Regions from separate parts of the Mus musculus genome. Here region 1 is linked to region 2. A link is a loop called in an ENCODE intact Hi-C map of the cell type or tissue named here. Cell type or tissue: heart. All regions are shown on one strand. Links, peaks and the distances in the headings refer to the core of each region. The heading gives the core; the rest is flanking DNA.

The links. Peaks named below come from ENCODE experiments on the same cell type or tissue, not always from the same donor. Only the 100,000 strongest peaks of a DNase experiment are listed, where the experiment ranks them.
Region 1: a loop joins it to region 2, with 2.1 times the contacts of the local background. A loop is called at or near these places in 3 of 42 quality-filtered maps.

Annotation. Positions count from the first base shown.
Region 1 is chr12:4,839,203-4,849,853 of GRCm38, reverse strand. Fkbp1b (FK506 binding protein 1b) reads left to right here and starts at 8,281. Exons shown (of 4, transcript NM_016863.4): 1 at 8,281-8,455. The coding sequence starts at 8,419. Wdcp (WD repeat and coiled coil containing) reads right to left here and starts at 6,551. Exons shown (of 4, transcript NM_001170858.1): 1 at 6,403-6,551. In heart, for the core only: no CTCF peak of the experiment used is centred there; DNase peaks (open chromatin) are centred at 6,523, 8,293, 8,963 and 9,633; H3K4me3 peaks cover 3,596 bases; H3K27ac peaks cover 2,826 bases.
Region 2 is chr12:4,585,794-4,596,444 of GRCm38, reverse strand. It overlaps Itsn2 (intersectin 2), which reads right to left and starts at 3,437. Exons shown (of 40, transcript NM_001198968.2): 1 at 3,213-3,437. It overlaps Gm3625 (predicted gene 3625), which reads left to right and starts at 2,714. Exons shown (of 1, transcript NR_169069.1): 1 at 2,714-6,650. In heart, for the core only: a CTCF peak has its summit at 4,239; DNase peaks (open chromatin) are centred at 3,524 and 7,584; H3K4me3 peaks cover 2,139 bases; H3K27ac peaks cover 1,713 bases.

The DNA.
Region 1 (10,651 bases), core at 1,643-9,642, 250 kb before region 2:
GGCTCTGGGTATCAAACCCAGGGCCTTGTGCATGCTAGACAAGTGCTTAACTCCCCGATCCCTGCAGCTTCCTGCATTAGAACTTTATTAACAACAAGTTTGATACTAAAATGTTGTGAGTAGTCTTTCTATGAGCTGTACAATGAAGGAAAGTAGGCAGGTATTCAAGAGTGGACTGGAGGTCCAAGGGTAGCCTGAGCCATATAGGGGTTTTTTTGTGGTTGTTTTTAGATTTATTTATTTATTTATTTATTTATTTATTTATTTATTTATTTAATGTATGTGAGTGCACTGTAGCTGTCTTCAGCCACACCAGAAGAGGGCATTGGATCCCATTACAGATGGTTGTGAGCCACCTCTCCAGCCTAAGACAAGGTCCTCCTATTAGGTGGCTCTGAATGTCCTAGAACTTGTTTTGTAGACCAAGCTGGCCTTGAACTCATAGAGATCTGCTTGCCTTTGCCTCTGCCTCCTGAGTGTTGGGATTAAAGGCACACACCACCATGTTGCATGAATGAATAACTTTTATTTTAGATAATAAAACCAAAAGCTCCAAAATGTTAAAAAAAAAATTACAACAAAATAAACTCCAGATGGTTAAAGACCTAAATGAATAAACAACGAATAACCAAATCTGCAAAATATAAGACTATTTTACCATACCACGTAAGCCAATCACATATATAAATGTCCATAGCAACCATCTTTGCAAGGGTAAAAGCCTAGTGTAAGCACGTAACTCAGTGGTGGAGCACTGCCTGGCATGTTCTGGTGCCGGGTTCAACCACTCATAGAGCAAACGTAAATCCAGGTTCAGGTCCATATTCTCAGTTCCTTGGAGTAAGTAAAAGGCAGGAGGGTCAGGAATTCTAGGCCAGCATTAGCTCTACAGCGAGTGCGAGGCCAGCTTGCACTGCAGGAGACCCTGACAGGAAGTTCAGAACTTGAAGCGATGTTCCTCAAGAGACGGATTGCTTAGCATGTGCGATATCTAAAGCAATAAATAAAAATGAGTTATGTCACTACAGAAGAAATTAGACCGATGATTCTGAACCTGTCGACCTCAACCTTTGGTGTGGGGTTGAACCTAAGACCATTAGAAAACCCACATATCATGACTCACAACAGTAGCAAAATTAGTTATGAAGTAGCAACAAAAATGATTCTATGGTTGGGAGTCACCACGACATGAGGAACTGTTTCAGAGCATTCGGAGGCAGGCAGGTACCCACTCTAGGCCCAGGTTCTCAAGAAGCTGAGGCAGGCCATCACCTAAAGCTCTCTGAGGCCAGCCTGGGTAAGAGCTCAGACAGTGAAAAGGTAACTTCCGTAAGTGAGAAACCTCAAGGAAGACTGGAACTCATATGATAACCCTAAATATGCGCTACTTAGGAAAAACATGCACCATTATGTGTCTACTCATGTGTGTGTGTGTTTATAAACACTGAGGGAAAGGTCAGGGATAACATGCACATGCAGCGTGTAAACTGTTCACAGTGGATAGTAAACTAAGGTGGCATAAGAGACAAAATGGGGGCTGGAGAGATGGCTCAGCGGGTAAGAGCACTGACTGCTCTTCCAAAGGTCCTGAGTTCAAATCCCAGCAACCACATGGTGGCTCACAACCATCTGTAATGAGTGAGATCTGATGCCCTCTTCTGGTGTGTCTGGTGTGCTTACATGTAATAAATAGATAAATCTTTAAAAAAAAGGGGGGGGGCTAGTGAGATGGCTCAGTGGGTAAGAGCACCGACTGTTCTTCTGAAGGTTGGGAGTTCAAATCCCAGCAACCACATGGTGGCTCATAACCACCCATAATGAGATCTGATGCCCTCTTCTGGTGTGTCTGAAGACAACTACAGTGTACTTACATATAATAAATAAAATAAATCTTTAAAAAAAAAAGAGAGAGAGACAAAGTGGTCTTTTCAATTTCTGTATTTGGAGGGAATTCTTTTTAATAATCATATATCCAAATTATCTTCTTATAGTAAAATATTAATATATAAAAATATACTTAGTTCATAAAGAGTTTTAAGACTTAAAAAAATCGTAGCTTTTAAACAGTCAAAGAATATTAATCATTTTTTGTTCACCCCTGAGGGTTGGATCCAGGACCTGGACATGCTAGGCAACTGCTCCATCTGTGAACTAGACCCCATGCCTATCAGCAGGCAGTTTCCCCAACACGGATCAGTGAATGTGTAAAGGCTGGGTGCCAAGGCCAGCATGGCCCTAATCGAGACAGACTGACATGGTTCCTGCCCCTAGGACAGGGCTCCAGTGTGAGCTTCCAGGAATGTCAATGGCTGCCGTGGGTGTCAGGCTTGCTTGTGTAATAATGAACATACTCTCTGGGTCCACAGCAGTGGAGGCCTCTTTTCTCCTGAGGAATGCCCTCCTTGTTTATGACTCCATGATAATTAGAAACACCAGGAGTATAGCTCTGTCTCAGCAGAATGGTAAGTACTGGGACCTTCAGGACAGCCCTTAAGGATACAGGAAAGAGCTCTAAATACTTGAGTTTGAAAACATATTCTCAAACATGCAAAAAAAAAAAGTATGCAAAATGAATTATGAGGGGTTTCACAACTCTAAAGGAACAAAAGCAGCTGAGCCGTGAGCCGATTTGTTAGAAAATTACTAAGGATGGAGATAAAGAGACTTAGGGAGTGGTGGTCACAGGACCCCAACCAGCTGAGTGTTCTGTTCATGCTTACAAAGGCAGATGGTTTCCTGAGTTCAGGATCCATCTAGAACAGAGCAAGGGTAGGCTCAGGCACGGTGGGAGGTGTAATTTTGAGCAGGGTTCCACCCAACTAGCTTATTGTCTGTGTTTAACAAAGACAGATAGATCTCTAAAATTCTTTTGCAATGTTTAGAAAAAAATGTATCCTGAAATGTCTCTGAAGGATCAAAGGGCTAAGGTGGGCAGTGGTGGCACACGCCTTTAATCCCAGCACTTGGGAGGCAGAGGCAGGCTGATTTCTGAGTTCGAGGCCAGCCTGGTCTACAGAGTGAGTTCCAGGACAGCCAGGGCTACACAGAGAAACCCTGTCTCAACAACCCAAATACATACATACATACATACACACACAAACACACATACACACACAAACACACACACACACACACACACACACACACACACACATACACACACACACACATGGAGGTCAGCAAACAACCTTTGGGAGTTGGTTCTTGCCTTCCACCATATGGGTCCTGGATGTGAACTTAGATGTTAGGCTTGGCAGCAGTCATCCTGACCTGCTGGGTCACCCTGATGACCCTCATTTTGGCTTTTTATTTTGTTGTTCTGATCTGGGAGGGAGGTGAGGCAGGGTTTCTCTCTGTAGCCCTGGCTGTCCTGGAACTCACTCTGTGGAGCAGACTGGCCTCGACCTCACAGAGACCCGTTTCCTTCCCAAGTGCTGGGATTAAAGGCGTGCACCCTTTAATAACCACCTGGGTTATTTTGCTGTTTTTTTGTTTGTTTTTTTTTAAATCACTTTTCTATTCCCAAACCCAACTACCGAACATATACCTTCAGCATATAAAAAAGTCCTTCTGAATCTGAGGATGTGGGTCATTGGTAGATTCCAGCCTCAGATGCTCAAAACCCTAGGTCCAATCCCTAGCACCCAAAGTAAAAGGAGTGAAGTTCTTTCAAAAAGCATCAAGACATTAAGGGCCTGTGTTATTTGCTACAGATACAACTTTCTAACTTGATCTGTTTTGGTCCTAAAGGAGGCAGAGGTAGCAGGATCTCTGAGAGTAAAGGGCAGCATAAGCCTCTACCTACCTACCTACCTACCTACCTACCTACCTATCTATCTACCTACCTATCTACCTACCTACCTATCTACCTACCTACCTATCTACCTACCTATCTACCTATCTACTACCTATCTACCTACCTACCTATCTACTACCTATCTACCTATCTATCTATCTATCTATCTATCTATCTATCTATCTATCTTGGGGGTGGGAGGGAGATACAGGCCGACCAGAGTCACATGGGGGGAGGGGGAAGAGTCTGAACACCACAACCATAAGGTGCACAAAGAGTCAGTGGGTTGACTTAGCCCATAAAAGTGTTTGCCATAGGACTGGTGAGATGGCTCAGTGGGTAAGAGCACCCGACTGCTTTTCTGAAGGTCCCAAGTTCAAATCCCAGCAACCACATGGTGGCTCACAACCACCCGTAATGAGATCTGACTCCCTCTTCTGGAGTGTCTGAAGACAGTTACAGTGTACTCACATGTAATAAATAAATAAATAAATAAATAAATAAATAGTGTTTGCCATAAAACCTGAGGTCAGTCTCAGAATCCCACAAAGTTAAGGGAAAGAACAAACTCACAAAAGCTGTCCTGCGACTTCCACAGATCTGCTGTAGTATGTGTGCCCCACCTCAGAAAAAACAAACCAAGCCCGGTGTGGTGGCGCACACCTTTAATCCCAGCACACGGGAGGCAGAGGCAGGCGGATTTCTGAGTTCGAGGCCAGCCTGGTCTACAGAGTGAGTTCCAGGACAGCCAGGGCTACACAGAGAAACCCTGTCTCGAAAAACAAAAAAAAAAAGGCAAGGGCTGGAGAGATGGCTCAGCAGTTAAGAGCGCTGACTGCTCTTCCCGAGGTCCTGAATTCAAATTCCAGCATCCACATGGTGGCTCGCAACCATCTGTAATGGGATCTGATGCCCTCATAACCATCTGTAATGAGATCTGATGCCCTCTTCTGGTGTGTCTGAAGACAGCTGTACTTAAATTAATTAATTAAATCAATCAATCAATCAATCTTTGGGACAAAGCAAACCAGGCCAGCAATCAATCAATCTTTGGGACAAAGCAAACCAGGCCAGAGCAAGAAGGGGAAAAAAAGGAGCCAGGCGGTGATGGTGCATTCTTTTAATCCCTGTACCGGAAAGGCAGAGGCAGACAGATCTCAAGGCCAACCTGATCTATAGAGTGAGTTCCAAGACAGCCAAGATTACACAGAGAAACCCCGTGTGTGTGTGGGGTGGGGTGGGGTCGGGGGGGAGGTTGGACAGATAAACAAAAACCCCAAACCAAATGGAAAAAGAAAAAGGATAAAATAAAAAAGAGAGAGGAAACAAAGTGTGCAGCTGTTTTCCCAGAGGAAGACGAGGTGCTGGATGCCAGAGGCGCTTCTCTAAGACAGAAAGACTGCGCTCACAGAATGTGAAGACTGAAAAATACTTGAGGGACAGCATGCAAAATTTTAGCTTGAGAAAGAGTTGAACCATTAGTCAGAGATGCAGAAGGCAGGCATGCTTTGAAGATGAGAAAGGTGTGTAGTATGTAAGGTATTTATTTTTCATACAGACCCTCACGTAGCCCAGACAGGCCTAGAGCTTCCTGTTCTCCTGCCTGCACTTCCTGAGTATTGAGAATAATACCGGTCCAGTTTATGCGGTGCAGGGGATGGAACCCAGAACCCTCTGTATGCTAGGCAAACACTCCACCGACTGAGATACTGCAAGCTGTGACAAAATTTAGTATTAGATGAGTTTTATGTAGTGGTATTAAACGTGTTTCATGAAGGTGCCTGTAAGGTAGCAGTAGATGTACCTTAGGCAGTCACAGGGAAGGATTTGGGAGTCACTGATGTAAGGTTAGTAAAGCCAAAGCAAGTAAGGATCTTATCATTTAACAAAACAAAACCTGAAAGCCAGTCAACATAGCCCAGCAGTTATCAGGGGCTTGTACACAAGCCTTATTTATACCTGAGTCCAACCCCTGGACCCCACAAAGTGGCAGGAGAGAACCAACTCACAAAAGTTGTCCTATGACTTCCAGCTATGCACCAAAGCAAGTGCACGTGCGTGCGCAAACGCTGAGGCGGGCGCGCGGGCGCAGGCACACACACACACACACACACACACACACTGCCTCGAGTCCAGCTAGGTCTAGGCTAGCACTGATTGCAAAATGACACCCAGTCTCAAAAAGACCAAACCAGATAAAAACCAAACCAAAACCAAAACTCCCCATCTAGCTTCCCAGAAGGATGAGAGACGTGAGACAGAGATACTGGCAACAGCTTAACTGATCATCCCGTTAGAGCCTCCTGGAATTAACCAAAAGCTCGGCTATTATCATTTGTAATTTAAACCAAGTTCTTAGTTCGGTTTGTTCAAACATCTCAAAGTTCGTAGGCGACTTTAACTTACTACAAACAAGGCTATATTCCTTAAGCTCTATTACCAGAAGTATCACTCGTGTATCCCAAGGGCACTTGTTAAAACCCACACCGTGAGCTTGCTTCTACTGCAGCCTGGTCCTCTTCCAACTCTCCCTCAACTTCTCCCCACGCCTACATCCCTGGGCCTGAAGTGCCACCCACTTCACACACACACACACAACGAAATACCTTAGTCTTCTGCCTCCCCGTCCCACACGTAAAATCCCGGGGCCGCTCACGTCACAGGACCGGGAATCAGAAGTCCCGGGCACCTAACGGAAGCCTCGGCCTTTGGACCTCGGAGATGCCTCTAGACTATTGGCTATTGAGTGCGTCACGTTAGCGGCGGGTCCTTCCGATGGCCATTAAGCGCGGGCTTTGCCGCAAGTGTTTCTGGGAGTTGTAGTTCCCGCGAAATCACCGCCCGAAAATCTTCACAATACACCTCAAGTGCTTCAACCTCTTTTCCCACGCAGGTCTCAACTGTTCTCTTAGAAGTGGTTGGCAAGAGCCGGGCGTGGTGGCACACGCCTTTAATCCCAGCACTTGGGAGGCAGAGGCAGGCAGATTTCTGAGTTCTAGGCCAGCCTGGTCTACAGAGTGAGTTCCAGGACAGCCAGGGCTATACAGAGAAAAAAAAAATTGGTTGGCAAGAGGGAATCGGAATTCTACAGTCAACATGTGTAAAAAGTTAGTGTTTAGTTTAGAGGGGAGTCAAGAACTCCACATTTAAAAATCCCATAAAATATCACTCCCAAAATGTAAATACATCCGTTTACCTGAAGCCAGCCTCGTAGGCCTGCCCAAGTAGCAGATCTGTTCTACCCCGATCTCAAAGTACCTGCCCAAGGCCATAACCAGTAGGGGGGTGAGGGTCAGGGTTGGAGGGTGGGGTGTCTTAAGCTTTTTTGTTTGTTTGTTTGCCTTAAGCCCTGACGACTCTAGGGCACACACACGGGTTTTTTTCTGATCCTAACGTGCACAGTACCGTAAACCAGCTTTTCTGAGCACCAACTTTAGTCCTTGTATCCTGGCAAGCTAGTATCTGCGAGCTAGCCACTTGGAAGAGTGGAGATGGAGAAACTGAGGAAAATGCGTCAAGTTCCAGTTCTGGGCCTTTGAATAAATAGGTCCTTCTCCCATACTCACCTCCCATTGGCTCTTGTCAGAAACAAATTCAGATCTGTGCAACGGGTGTAGAAAAGATGGGGGTGGGGGGCATTTCTTAAAGTCTCCTTCAGCCTTCAAGCAAATGTTTTCTCCTCCCAATGTATCTTCCTAGGGGCCATGGACGTAACCTCTGTTAGCTTAGCGTGAGTGAACAGGCCCTGGCTTCCCTGGATTCAAGTCCCAGGACCAAGGAAGCGGAATTCGGATTGGGGAAGGACAAAAGTATCTTTTTAGATCCTGGTTTGGTTTGGGTAGAGGTAAAAGAATTCATTCATTCCTTCTATAGCATTCACCATTCAGGCTGTCGCTGTATCTTCAGCACAGAGCTGATCCTCCTTTAATTCAGTTGGAATCCCCAGGGAGCAGTCCTTTACCTTGAAAGGTGAGACCTCCAATACATATACCTGCTGTAAAACTTTGAGGAATGATGAATGTGGTCTTAAGGTGGTTGAGGAAAATTCGTCAATAATTGGTTTCTTCCCTTCGCCGGCTCTGCTCCAATAGATTCGGGAAGCCTAACCCGGGTAGGTATCAGTCTCGGGTGCTTCCGTTTTACTCTGAACCCCACGGCACTGAGCACACGTATTTAAAGAGTTAGTTTAATTACCGACTTTCTCCTAGTCTGTAGGATTGAGTGGACTCCCTGGGGCTTTGCACCCTGTAGGTGCTAAATAAATATACACTGAGTGGATAGATGTGTGGATGTGCTAGTGCCGGCACGCCTCGCTCACCCTGCCTCCCCTTTCAGCCAGTGGGTTAATGGTGGTTAGTCTGGCCAGGATCCGGAGCAGCCACGTCAGGGTCGCTTCCCTCGGGCTCCGCCCCGGCCGACCCCACCTTGTCGCACAGCTCCACCCCGCCGCCCCCTTCCCGGCGGCCCCTCCCCGCGCAGGTCCTGACTCCAGCCGCACCTCCTCCGGCTCTGCAGTGGCGGCAAGAAGGCGAGCGGGAGTGCCTGCGGGGTCCGCGCCAGAGCGGAGCCGGGGTCGGGGCAGCCGCGAGGACCCCCTTGGAGGCGGGGCCTGTGGGACCGTGATGGGCGTGGAGATCGAGACCATCTCCCCAGGAGACGGTACCGGGCGGCTGGGCCCGGGAGGAGGAGGGGTCCCGGGGCGGAGTCCGCGGGCTGGGATCTGATTCCGAGGTGGCTCCGGGGACCTGAAGCGGGGAGAGGGTCAAAGATGCGGGCGACAGGAGGAGACCTCCTTCCCCGATTCTTGTGGGTTTCAGAGGACAACGCACCATCCCATTCTGCGCCCGCTCACCTTGGGGAGTGAAGGCGGCCACCTTAGGGCAAGGGGGTTATGTCCAGCCACTGTCCTAGGCTGCGGCTGCTATCTCCTGAGCTGCAACCTCTCGATTAACCGCTGCTACTGACTTCCCAGGTTTGAATTTCTGTTCCGTTTTTCCTGTTCGGTTCCAGGGATGATCTCGCTTTGGGGGTTCCTGCTGTACAGAGAAACCCCTCCTATTGCACCACACCTCCCCGCCCCTCTTGTCTGGAGGCCCCCAGGGCTGGGCAGTGGTTAGTTGTGGAGAGAGCCAATTTGGGAGCCTGCCACTCCTTTGGCTGCTTCTGCTTCCTATTTCACCCTCCCGGTCCTACTCACCCTTCCTGGTCATCTGCCCTCTACCATGCCCTCCTCAGTCAAAACCCAGCCTTCGGACCTGCTGCTTGATCCTCCTGGGGGGTCCATGGTGCCGGGTCAGCCAGGTCAAAACAACTCGCGTTCCATAATTTGGTTCATCGCCCCACCCCACCCCCTCCTCCCAGTCTATCTATCTCTGGGTTCCCTGTCTCACCAAGTTTCCTCAACTATTTAGAAAACTGGGTGTATTCAACATATTCAAGGAGTAGCTATTTCTTAAGCAAAATTTAATCCAGACCAAAAGCCACCCCCAAGGTCCAGAGTGTTTAACAAGCAAACTTGCTGTTGGATATTATTGGCATGCTCCTTCGCAGGGAGTTAAAGGGCTTCTTGGTTACAAACCGAGGGCTTCCTGGAAGTACCCGATACTGCCCAGATCACTCCTTGCAGATACACGTTTCTTCCCAGGCCTTGTCACCCACACAGCCTCTGAGCTGTCTCCCCATCTTCGTTCTCCCCGCCTTCCATTTGACTTCCGTTCTCAGTCCCCTCATTTTTCTCACAGGTCCCCTAAAATGCAGAGCTTTAAGGGCCCCTCCCTCAGGAAGAAAATCATTAAAAGACTCTTCCCCCTACTTCTGCAAGCAGCTGCCCTCTTGGTGATTGCTAGGGCGGGAGGGATCCACACTGGCACTTCCTCTTTCGATACTTACTATCCATGCATCCACAACCAACTTCACCAAGCCACTTGTGAGTTGTTAAACAAACCACTCATTTAGCAGATATTTATGGAACGTGTACACTGTGTGCTGGACCTAGGGTTACAGGATGGAACCAATGGGCTCTCACTGTGACTGGACTCTAGGACCCTAAGGATTTGTGTGTTTCCTGGTGGAACCCTTGTGCTTGCTAGGCACCTGCTGTACATGAGCTACATCCCAACTCTGGATTCCAGGTTTCGAGCATGTCTTACAACTAATTCTATTTCCCAGGTCCCTTTACTTCTCCAGACAGACGCCCACCCATCTTTTAACAGCCAATTTAACTGTTTTCTGTGGGGCTTTCTCTGGCTTCCTTTGGTAGGCTCCTACAGTCCACTAACCGCTGACTGTGTTGTTATGTTCCCAAGCTCCTAATCCAGTCTCATAGCTTTCTATTCCACCCAGTTTGTTTATCCAGGGTTGGCTCTGCATCTGCCTCTGTGCAGTAAAAACTTGCATGTCTAATGGGCAGCTCAAGATTGCCACCCTCACAAATCTGTTCCTTTCCAGTTTTCTCATCTCTCAGAACAGCTCTACCACCTTCCGGTTACCCAAACCCTAATCCTTTCCCACCATTCAATGGTGAGATGGGGAGTGGGCTCCTTCCTCTCATCCACTTGCATGCCCTTGTCAGCCCTGCTTCCAAAACGTATCTCTAATCTATTTCACTCTCTTCTCTGCTAATTCATGCAACCATTGATTTCTTGTCTAGACTATAGCAACAGATGTCTAACCATCCATCCCACACTCGGGAGCTAGAGTGATCTTATAAAATCTTAATTCAGATTAGGTCATTTCCATGCTTTTAAACCCATCAGTGGTTTCCAATTGCATTTAGTATGGGACCCATCTCTGCACGCTGCGTGGTGCATCACTGTCATGTTCCTCTCCTCCATCTCACCCTCTTCCTTCCTATTC
Region 2 (10,651 bases), core at 1,186-9,185:
TAAAAAGCAATGCCCCAAATGTTACATAAATTACAAAATGTATTAACTTGTTCTACCTGGTTCTTATATTAAAGCAGTCATTTTACAAATGCACAAAAACATATTAGATGGAAGACTAAGAAAGGAGGACAGAGAACACAGAAAGAAAATGGCAAAGCAAAGGCTGTTCCCGTCCTAATGACAAGTACAAAGCCTTGCCTATTTAGATCTCTCACGTTTGTTCTCTCTCAACACTAGCCTCTTCCAAGTTAAGTCCACTTCGAGCTGCAAAGAATTTAACTATCTGAGTCCAAAGGCACTGAAGTGATGATCCAAAGTAGTAGAAATGAAGGGAACTACAGAGGAAGACTCTTGTAATGCATTTTTTAGCCTTCTCATATGGCTCATTTTGATGTTGATTAAAAACTGAACACCAAAAGAAAAGGCTATTTTCTACAGTAATTAGAATAAATCACAAACCTAAGAGAGACAGCACCACAGAGAGGACGACAGACTAATTAGCTTGAGATTTCTCACTGAAGGAAGCAGGCTGGGATGATAGCAGGTAACACTTACTGGGCACTTATGCTAGGCACAGCAACTAAGCACTTTATATTACATACAACACTATGAAATGGGGACTATCATTATCCCTGTTTTAAAGATGAAGAAGAAACAGAAATTGGAGAATTAAAGAAACTTGCTTAAGGTCATACAACTATTTGGAACTAGAGCTGAGGTAGGAGGTCTAACTAGAGAGCCTATACTTTTATCCAACAGAGTTGTAAACATGTACTCAATTTTTATTAAACCAGACCTTTCCTCAAATGAATATGCATTGACCATGAAAAGGATTCAGAAAACATAAGCCAGGTGGTTAAATACAACAAATTAAGTGTCTCCCATCTGGTAGTAACTCCCTGATTGTCCGCCATAATCACAGTTGAATAGCTGTACAGTAAATAACAGAGTTTTATTCAGTGTCTTGATATGGCTGACAGTATATAACAACGTTATTTAGTGTCTTCATATGGCTGTGAAACTGCCCTTTAATTGAACCTCTCAAAACACTGCAAATGAAATACGTTGCACTCTTAGAGTTATGAAAATACATTATTTCTCGGTCTATTCACTGTTATTTCTGTTCAGTTTCCTCCCCCATTTCCTCTGTGCCTCATATCCTTTAAGCCCCATTCAGTTCCTCTTTCTCAAGAATACCTACATGCACGTTCTACCCCGGAGGGTGTGTCAATGTGCAACCACTGTAAAAGAGCCAAGTATAAATACATTTTAGATGTATGTTCAGCTTTAGATCTATGCAATTGCAGAAAGAGCTTAGGTGCTGAAGTTAAAAGAATTCTAAACTGAAACAAGACACTTGTTCTTACTAGCTCCGAGACCTAGAGCAGTCAGTTAAAAGTTAACATTTTACTTATCTATCTGATGGGAGGACATTACTTACAAGGCCTTCATGTGCTTTAAATAAGTATATAAAACACTGAGCATAGTGTTTTATATACTTATTTAAATATAATATTAGTAAGTGCTCTATAAATGACCACCATGGGAGATACACTGTGATACTAAAGGAAGTTTAGTGGGTGATGCACAATACATATTTTTTTATCAGAAGGATGGAACTCTGTGAAACTCTAGATTGAAGATGAATCAAAACTAAATATCTTGAGATTTCATGCCCCTGGTAGCAGACAGCATGCTGAGAATATGTAAAATGGTCGTTTTACTCCTTAATACACACACACACACACACACACACACACCTCTAAAATTTCTAAGATTATATAAAAAAATGTCCACTTTGTATAGGATAAAATGACCAAAATAAATTCTTGAAAAATTCTCTAAGTTTGGGCAAAAGGTGTGTGTTACTCTGTTTTTGTAAAAATGCATTTTTAAAGTACAAATCCAATCCCCTGAATGTACATATCTCCTCACACTCAGGAAATATCGGGATTTGAGCCTTTGGATATGTTGAACATTTTTTTAACTTCGTTAAATGGTTACCAGCATTACTTGGAACAGCAGCAGCACACCAGTCATAAGAATAACCGCCAACGTAATGGCAAGCACATAACTGAATTTTGCAGGCCTCCCATCAACTTGTATAAATGTTGTAGGCCATGTTTCTAGATTGCTTTTAGGTTTTAGCACTGGATGACAATACAGCAAACCGTGAAAGGGAAGTTAGCAATTTCTCAAAGGCTTAAGCACCTAGTTTGGCCTCCAGTCTGTACTACCTAAACTAAGCTAACAACACAAAATTCCAAGTGACACCTTGCGTCCCCTGAGGAAGTAGGAAACGCCGTGAAACAGACAAGAAGCACGGAGTACGGCAGTAATTTCTGTGTCAACTTGAATTCCTATTGTAAAGTAGCTGGGTCTATCCAAAATGTTCCTGTTCGTTATGAATGCAAGTTTCAAATGAGTGTATTTGCCACGGACAATCACTGAATAACACAGAGCATGACCAATACCTGCAAACAGTGTCTTTCAGCAGAATGAAACTTGCAGCCTCGGTTTACCTACTCACTATGCACTTGTAGGTGCCTCTTCTCCCTTAAATAAGCAGTGAACTTTGGCTACAGAGACTCCTCGCTGTGCTTCCTATATATACCCTAGAAATGCATAATGCAGAAGTCAGCGCTTAACAGTTCTCAACTTTAGCTGTTATAACGCGAGCAGTGGACGCCAAGCATCCGCCCACTGTCCTCTCGTGACTCCGGCTACTTTGACGCACCGGGATGCGGCTCACCTGACACTCTGCAGCAACCCTGACCAAGGAGGAAAAAGAAAAGAAAGGAAGAAAGAAAGAAAAGAAAAGTCAACTAAGCCAAAATAAAATAGGTCCCCAAGGCAACGCGCACCCAGCCCAGATGCCCCTAAGGAAAGCCCGGAACCCGGTCGCCACCAGCGATAGGCGGAGGCCGTCACCTGCCAAGCGAGGCCGCGGCAAGGGGCCCGGGCTTCCCGGCCTCTGAGAGGAGCGGCCCGCCCGCCCCGCGGCGGAGGCAGGAACCCCGGGGCCGGAGGTTTCCGCCCGGCACGGCCGTCCTCGGCCGGGGCCTAGGGCGGGGGCCGCACGCGCTTCCGAGGACTGAACCCGGCGGTGCGCGGCGCGCAGCCCCCTCTGCCCGGCCCGTGGAACCCCGGGGGCGGCGGCGGCCGCACCTGCCCCGCGCCCCTCGGCCGCGCCGACGGGCGGCTTCACCCACCTGGCGCCTCGCGCACGTCCCGGCGCGACCCCGCGCGCTCCTCGACACCGGCGCGTGGGCGCGGCCAAGCTCCGGGAAGACCCTGCCGTGCCGCGGCCGCCGCCGCCGGGTCAGTCGTCAGGCCGGCCGCAGCGAACCTGTTGCGCAGCCTGTCACGGCTGCTGGGCTCTCAGCCGGCGCCGCCTCAGCCCCACAACAACATGGCGGCCGCGGCCTCCGCAGGAAGCCGGGGGGCGGGGAGGCGAGCGACGGGCGGGCAGTGACGGCCCGCCCGCCTAGCCGCGGGACACCTACTCCTCACCGTGGGGAGCGTGACACTGCGTGGCGCTCCTCCTCGCCCCCGGAACCGTGGAAGGCGTGGGCCGAAATGCTTCTCCTCCCGCCAGGTCCCGAAGCTCCGCGGCTGACAGCCCTTCCAGGAGCTGCCAAGACCCCCCACCTGGCTCCTCCTCTTCGAGGTGACTTGCCGGGGACTGGGTGGGACATTTCCTGCCACAGGACCCTAAGGTTTTGGAAAGGGCCAAGAGATGTCCAGGACATCCCCGTTGGACCACACATGGAGCTTGCTGTCTCTCAAGCTGGAACCTTCTTATTCACTGAAGGTCTCTTCGTTAACATGTGAGCAAGCCTTTCCTGAGAATGGGGAAGTTAGAGGTGCAAAGGAGTTGCCTCCACCTTTGCTGCAGATCCTTCTCAAGGACTCTCCTTAAAGGATTTTACCACACCCAAGAGTTAGCTGTCCATTCACCATCACACACACACACACACACACAGAGAGAGAGAGAGAGAGAGAGAAAGAGAGAGAGACAGAGACACAGAGACAGAGACAGAGACAGAGACTGAGAAAAAGCATCCCTCTGTTCACACACAAGAGCAAGCTCATGACAGACAGGAAGACCGTCCCGGACTTTTCTGCTTGCAGAAGCTAAACATCCTTACCCATCTAATAGGAGAAACTCATACTTAGAACTTATTTCTATTCTGTGGTTTCCTCACTCAAATCACCATTCTTTATCTGCTGTTTGACAGAGGCAACAGCACCCCCTGGACAAAAAAAAAGCTTTCTTAAGGTTGAGGATGAGGAAATGATGGTCCCTAATGGGCAAAATGGGAGTGTAAGGTTTCCATGGAAGGAAGTGTACTGAGATGCAAAACTCATAACGTAAACTGGTGCGTGCCTGTAACCCCTGCACACAGAGAACGAGTCGCATCAGTCTGACTGCTGAGAAGGATTGTGAATTTGAGGTCAGTCTAGGCTATATAAAAATTGTTTTTTAAAAATCCCATAAATAAATGGATGTTTTCAAACATTAGTATCCCTATGATTTCAATTGAAATGTGAGAGATATGTGTAGATCAGATGACCCCAGGCTTCACTGACCCCTGTTGGGGCTGATGCAGATAGAAAGTCTGACTTGAAAGAGATTGCGGAGATGCTCAGGGCCAACTGAACTGGACAACCAACTCTTAGGAGGAATTTAGCAAACATTGATGGTGATAAACAGGGTTTTCTTGCTCTCACGGTGTTTTCTTAACTCTTCAATTAGCCCTTGGCTTGCATTTTGGTGTTCGGGACTTGGTAACATTCACCTTGCCTTCTTTCTGTTGAGGTTGCTGGATCCTTGAGAGGAGGGCGGTGGGACGCAGGTGCATTTAAAGGCCTCCCTTGAAGAAACTGCAGAGCTATCAGAAATTGGAGTTCTGTATGTCTGCCTGCAGTATCCCAAACACTAAGTCAACAACTTGGGATTTTTTTTGTTTGGTTTTAGGGTTTTTTTTTGGGGGGGGGGGATGGTCTCTCTGTATAGCCTTGGCTGTCTTAGAACTCTCTTTGTAGACCAGGCTGGCCTCAGAGTCACAGTGATCTGCCTGCCTTTGTCTCCCAAGTGCTGATAATTCCAGTTTCTATTCAGAACTTGAGATCAATCTATCCTGTCACAATGTAGAGTATGAGGGCCTCCTCTAGCCTAGCTTCTCTTATACATACATATGCGATTCTGGAATAAATCTGGACTTACTTAGTGGATATAAGTAATGAGGGAAGAAAAGAAATGAAGGATTCTCAGATTGCTGGGCAGGCCTTGCTAACAGTAGTTCTTTCTGTTCAGCAAGCTAAATGGAATTTTGGAGGCTGGCAAACACAGAAGCAACCCAAGAAATGTTCTTGCTGCCTTTAGATCTTTCTTTCCCTACTTATGCAAAAACAGTCCTTTTTGTCGTTTTTGATTTTTGTTTTTAGGCTTGCAAAACCCTTCTTCTCTCCTTGTGTCTTCTTTAGCCAAATACCAGAGCACTCAGTGTCCAGCAAAAACTTCAGCACCTGAAATAGTCAGTCATTTCTCTCCACCCAGAATTCTCGTCATCCTCAGTCTTTAGGAATTTATGATTCAGGTAGGTGATGTAGCAACCCTCCCAGTTCATTCCTCCATTCATGGGCTGGTCTTGAAACTCTACCTGTGAATTCCCTCAGAATTTCCCAGATCTGACTGTCATTTGTTTACCTCTAGCATGGACTGTAGATGAATAACAAGCCCTACCTAATTCAGAGACGTTCTGTCAATTCCCTAAAAGATTAGTAGTTGGTGTAGCGTGAAAAGCTTAGGGAGCAGGGAAGTAAACTATGCATATCATATTTCTCCCTTTCTGCCAAATCTAGGATAGGCTCTTAGGCCATTACTATAAACCAAGGTTTTACCATGGGGACCCCTAACCACAAGCTCTTTTCCTTTCATGCTCCTTCCAGCCTTATAGATCCTGTTTTTAAAGACCCCATTCTTCATCCAAAAACCTCCCAGCCTGTCTTCAAAAGAAGACTATGATGGTAAGGACAGGCTAGAATAGACAGAAGGAAAATATGCAGATTTCAACCATAGTGTAAGGTAAATATTATATAGGAAACTGTGTGAACCAGGGGCTTGTCTTTTACATAAGACCTTTACCACTAATAGACTGCCTATGGCAATGCTATGTATAACCTTAGTTTTAAATAAATAATTTATAAGGAAATTAAGAGGCTATGGCCAACAGAAACCATACTGATTTGTCCAGATATTTGTTACTTCTGGTATTCTTCATTCTTTCCTAAGGACCAGAGTTTCCATTTATAATTCCCTTTAAGTAACTTTCTTTAGTGTTTAAAGCTATAGTGCAGGTCTATTTGCTACAAATTTTTATATTTTATATGAAAACGTAGATGTTACTTGCTTTCATATTTGCATGTAGATTTACATCCATGGATGTAAAAGAATGGGTTGAAATAAATGAGGTGGCTCAGTGAATAAAAGCACCCACTGCCACTCCTGATGACTTGAGTTTGCTCTCTGGGTCTCGAGGATGGAAGGAGAAAATCAACCTGCAAGTTCTCCTGTAACTCCCACCTCTACAGCCCTGTGCCCTGTATAATAACAAGTACATGCTAAATAAAATGTAAAACTCTAAGCTGCCACTCCCCTCCTTCTCACTGAATATTTAACTGTTTGGTATCCTCATTAAATATGTGCCAACAGTGTAACTGTGCTCCACTGCAGAGCACCAAAGCCCTGCTCTGCCACCCCCACCCCCCCATGCCCAGGACATCTGAGGACATGAGTACTGGGAAAATGGACCTGTTTAAAGTCATTTTTGGGGTTTTTGTTTGCTTGTTTGTTTTTTTGTCTTTCTTTGGTAGGAGCTTGCTCATGTCCCCTGTTAGCTAAGGCATCTATTTTAGTGGCTTATAAGAAAAAAATGGAACCTAGGCATTTCTCCTATATTCTCTCTCTTCCGAGAAATGGATAAAAGGTGAAGTTTTCCCTTTCTCAGTTCCTTTTTCCTTTCAAAACTTAGAATGAACTACTGACAATAGTGATTAAGGCTTGAAGATTTAAAGTCAAATCAATCTAGGAAACCAGGTTGAGGTTGACCTATTATAACAGGGTGATACACATGATGAAACGTAGGTCAGGGTAGTGAGTTCAAGGCCCACGAAGAGGTCTAGGCCTTCCATGAGATGTCTTTGTCATGTCACTAATTGGATTGTTTGTTTTTACAAAATTAAAAGTTACTAAGAACCTCACATGTTCCTAGTTCCTAACCATAGTCAACAGGACAAACTGATCTTTAGGTTAGCTTCTCCACTCGACCTACAGACCCTTTTTAGAGTATAGAGTAGAGTAGAAACAAGTGAAAACAGGAATGGCTTAGAGGAGGGGGTGGGAGGGGGAATCTCCAACTGTAGCATTGGCAGAGTATTACCACTTTCAGGCTGCTGGTGTTGTGGCTGCTGGTGTTGTATATATATAACTTGAGATGCTGGCTTAAATCCGGATGGTACTGGAAAGGCAGTGCCAGGCAAGCTGGGGAGGGAAGTCAGCCCAGACTTGGTTCTGTGCCAGCACTGTAGGGTGGAACCAAAGGCCGGAAAGCTCTGACCAGGGTGTGCTCATTCATGACTGACGCACCAGGGCCTTCCAGTCTGGCAGGTGTAGCTCAGAGAATGGGAATCCAGTGTGTATTCAAGAGTCAGACATGGTTCCAGTCTGGCATGTATCCCCAGCTGTCTGCTTATGTCACTGTTTCTGTCTACAGATAGACTAGATACCAGATGACTTCTTATAATAACCTAACTAATAATATAGCCCTTTGCACTAGGTAGGACTTTTTTTTTTTTTTTTTTTTTTACCATTTTAGTTTTTCTTTTTTGTGGTGCTGCAAATGGAACCCGGGATCTTATACTAACTGTGTTCCATCACGGAACTGTATTTCCCACTCCTGAGTTTCTGTTTGTGATCATCTAACCTGGATGGCCTTGTAAAAAGGAGAGGTCAAAACCAGGCTTCACCTTATATTTGAGAATTTTCTCATGCCTAGTTTAGATTTTCTTTTGCCCCTTTACCTAAAAAACAAAAACAACAAAAAACAACAACAACAACAAAAACCATAAGCCTTGCTGTTCTGCATTCAGATAGCAGCAATGTTTTACTTTAAGCATGCAGTGGAGTAAATCCTTTGGCATTGCTAGACCCAGAGTGGCCAAACAAACTTTTCTTTCTAATGTTAGCATTTTTTAAAAATAAGACAGTGCCTTGAAATGAATCTTAAGAATGATAACTGCTGGACCCAAGGCACATGCCTGTAATCCCAACTGCTTGGGAAGTTTAAGGTTTGTTTGGCCTGCACAGTGGGTTCAAGGCCAGCCTGAGTCATGCAGCAAGACTGTGTCTTAGGTTTCCATTGCTGAGAGAGCCACCACGGCCAAGGCAACTCCTATAAAGGACAACAGTTCATTGGATCTGGCTTGCCGGTTCAGAGGCTCAGTACATTATCACCATGGCAAAAGCATGGTGGCCTCCAGGCAGGCATGGTGCTGGAGATGCTGAGAGTTCATCTTCATCTGAAGACAAACAGGAGAAGACTGGCTTCCAAGGAATTAGGAAAAGGGTCTCAAAACTGCCAAAAGTGACACACTTCCTTCAACAAGGCCACACCTACTCCAACAAGGCCACACCTCCCAATAGTGCCACTCCCTGGGCCAAGCATATTTAAACCACCACAGATTGTTTCAGAAGGAAATGCAGGCAACGAGGAAGAAGTGGGGAGGGAAGAAAGAAAAGCAGGAGAAGAAGAGGGGAGAAAAGAAGGGCATGGGTGTGTCAGCTGCCCAGGCAACTTACAGTGGCCTGGAGAGCCAGTCAGTGAGTGGCTGTTACGGGGCCGGCTACAGCGGTCAGAACAGCATGGGTGGATATGGTTAGTATTGTAGGAACATTTGAGTTATTTCAATCAGAAAATTTCACTGGCAGCCAATAAGCAGTCAAGAGCAGTTTATAACTCTAGAGGAAGCTGGGGGACCCACTTTGCACCATGAGTTTGTGAAATCTGGATTAAAAAATTACCTCTTCCGTGTTTCTCATGCAAACTTTTCTTCTAGCATGTAATATTGAGTAAACTAAAACTATTTTCTTCCGCTTTTCTCAATTAACATTTTTGGTAGTATACTTAAGAGTGATGTTATCTGAGTTAAGTAGTTTAAGTATGTTGAGTGGATCTTTAAGCACACCACAGTGAACACACTGGGGATATGTACTTTTCTGGAGAACCCAAAGGTGCTAGATCCCTGATGCAAAAGAGAAGCATTTCTCATGTTCATTCTAGTTTATATTTCCATTTAAAATCTTTAGGTTAAGTTTAAGCTTTTTAAAAGTTAGTTTTGAGAATTGAGATACAATACTAATACTGTAGGAATTGGTGAGGCCTTGACTTAAAGCTTTCTTTGTACTGTGATTTCCTTTTGGGTGTATTTTGCTAAGTGAAACTTGTTAAATTTTTTGTTAACTAAATTTTTTTCTTAAAATAAAGACTTTTTCACAATGACAAAAAAAAAAAAAGAAGTCAGGGGAGGAAAGAGAAGAAGGGTGACACATGTCTGTGTTATTACTAGCTCTTTAGTGATTGAGATAAGAAGTTCGAAAGTTTGGGGCTAGCCTTGGATACACTGCAAAACACTATCAGGAAGGAAGGAGAGGAATCGAGGGAAATAGAACAAAACCAGGAGCTGTGGTGAGTAGGCACAAAGTAGTCCCAGCATAACACTGTAGCAGGGGGAACCACAGGCAAATGTGAGGATGATTTTGATATTTAAGAAAAAAGAGATAGGCCTGTAGAGTTGCCCTTTCTTGATTTCACCTATAAAAACAAAATCTAAGCTATGAAATTACATTGCAAAGTAGAATCAACAATGTGATTCTAGCCATGCCTGGGTAGGAGGGGCTGGGTCAGGACTTTTCTGCTCAGGAGACTGGTAATGACCATGATGTGGATGTTTGGTAATTGTCTTAGGGTTTTACTGCTGTGAGCTGACACCATGACCAAAGCAAGTCTTATAAGAACAACATTTAATTGGGGCTGGTTTACAGGTTCACAGGTTCAGTCCAGTATCATCAAGGCAGGAATGTGGAAGCATCCAGGCAGTCCTGCTGCAGACAAAGCTGAGAGTTCTATATTTTCATCTGAAGGCTGCTAGTGGAAGACTGACTTCTGGGCAGCTAGGGCGAGGGTCTTAAAGCCTACACCCGCAGTGACACATACTCCAACAAGGCCACACCATACCTCCTAATAGTGCCATCACCTCCTAATAGTTTCCTGGGCAAACCATCACAGTACAATTTCTTCCTTTTGTGTTGAATGCTTCCAATTGGGTCTTTTTTAGTCCTTACAGTTTAGAGCTGCCTAATTCAGTAGACCCATAGAGGAAATCAAAAAAGAACAGAAATGGGCTACTTGCAAATTGATTCAACCTCAAAACCATTCCTTAATGGGTAAACTTTTTGTTATTCTCGTAAATGGAAAACTTGAATGTCAGAGAAACTCCAGCATTTGAGCAACCCATACATCTATAAGTACGATAATCATTAGATTTTTTAATTTTAGGGGAGCATTTATTTATATTTTATACTTAGTTT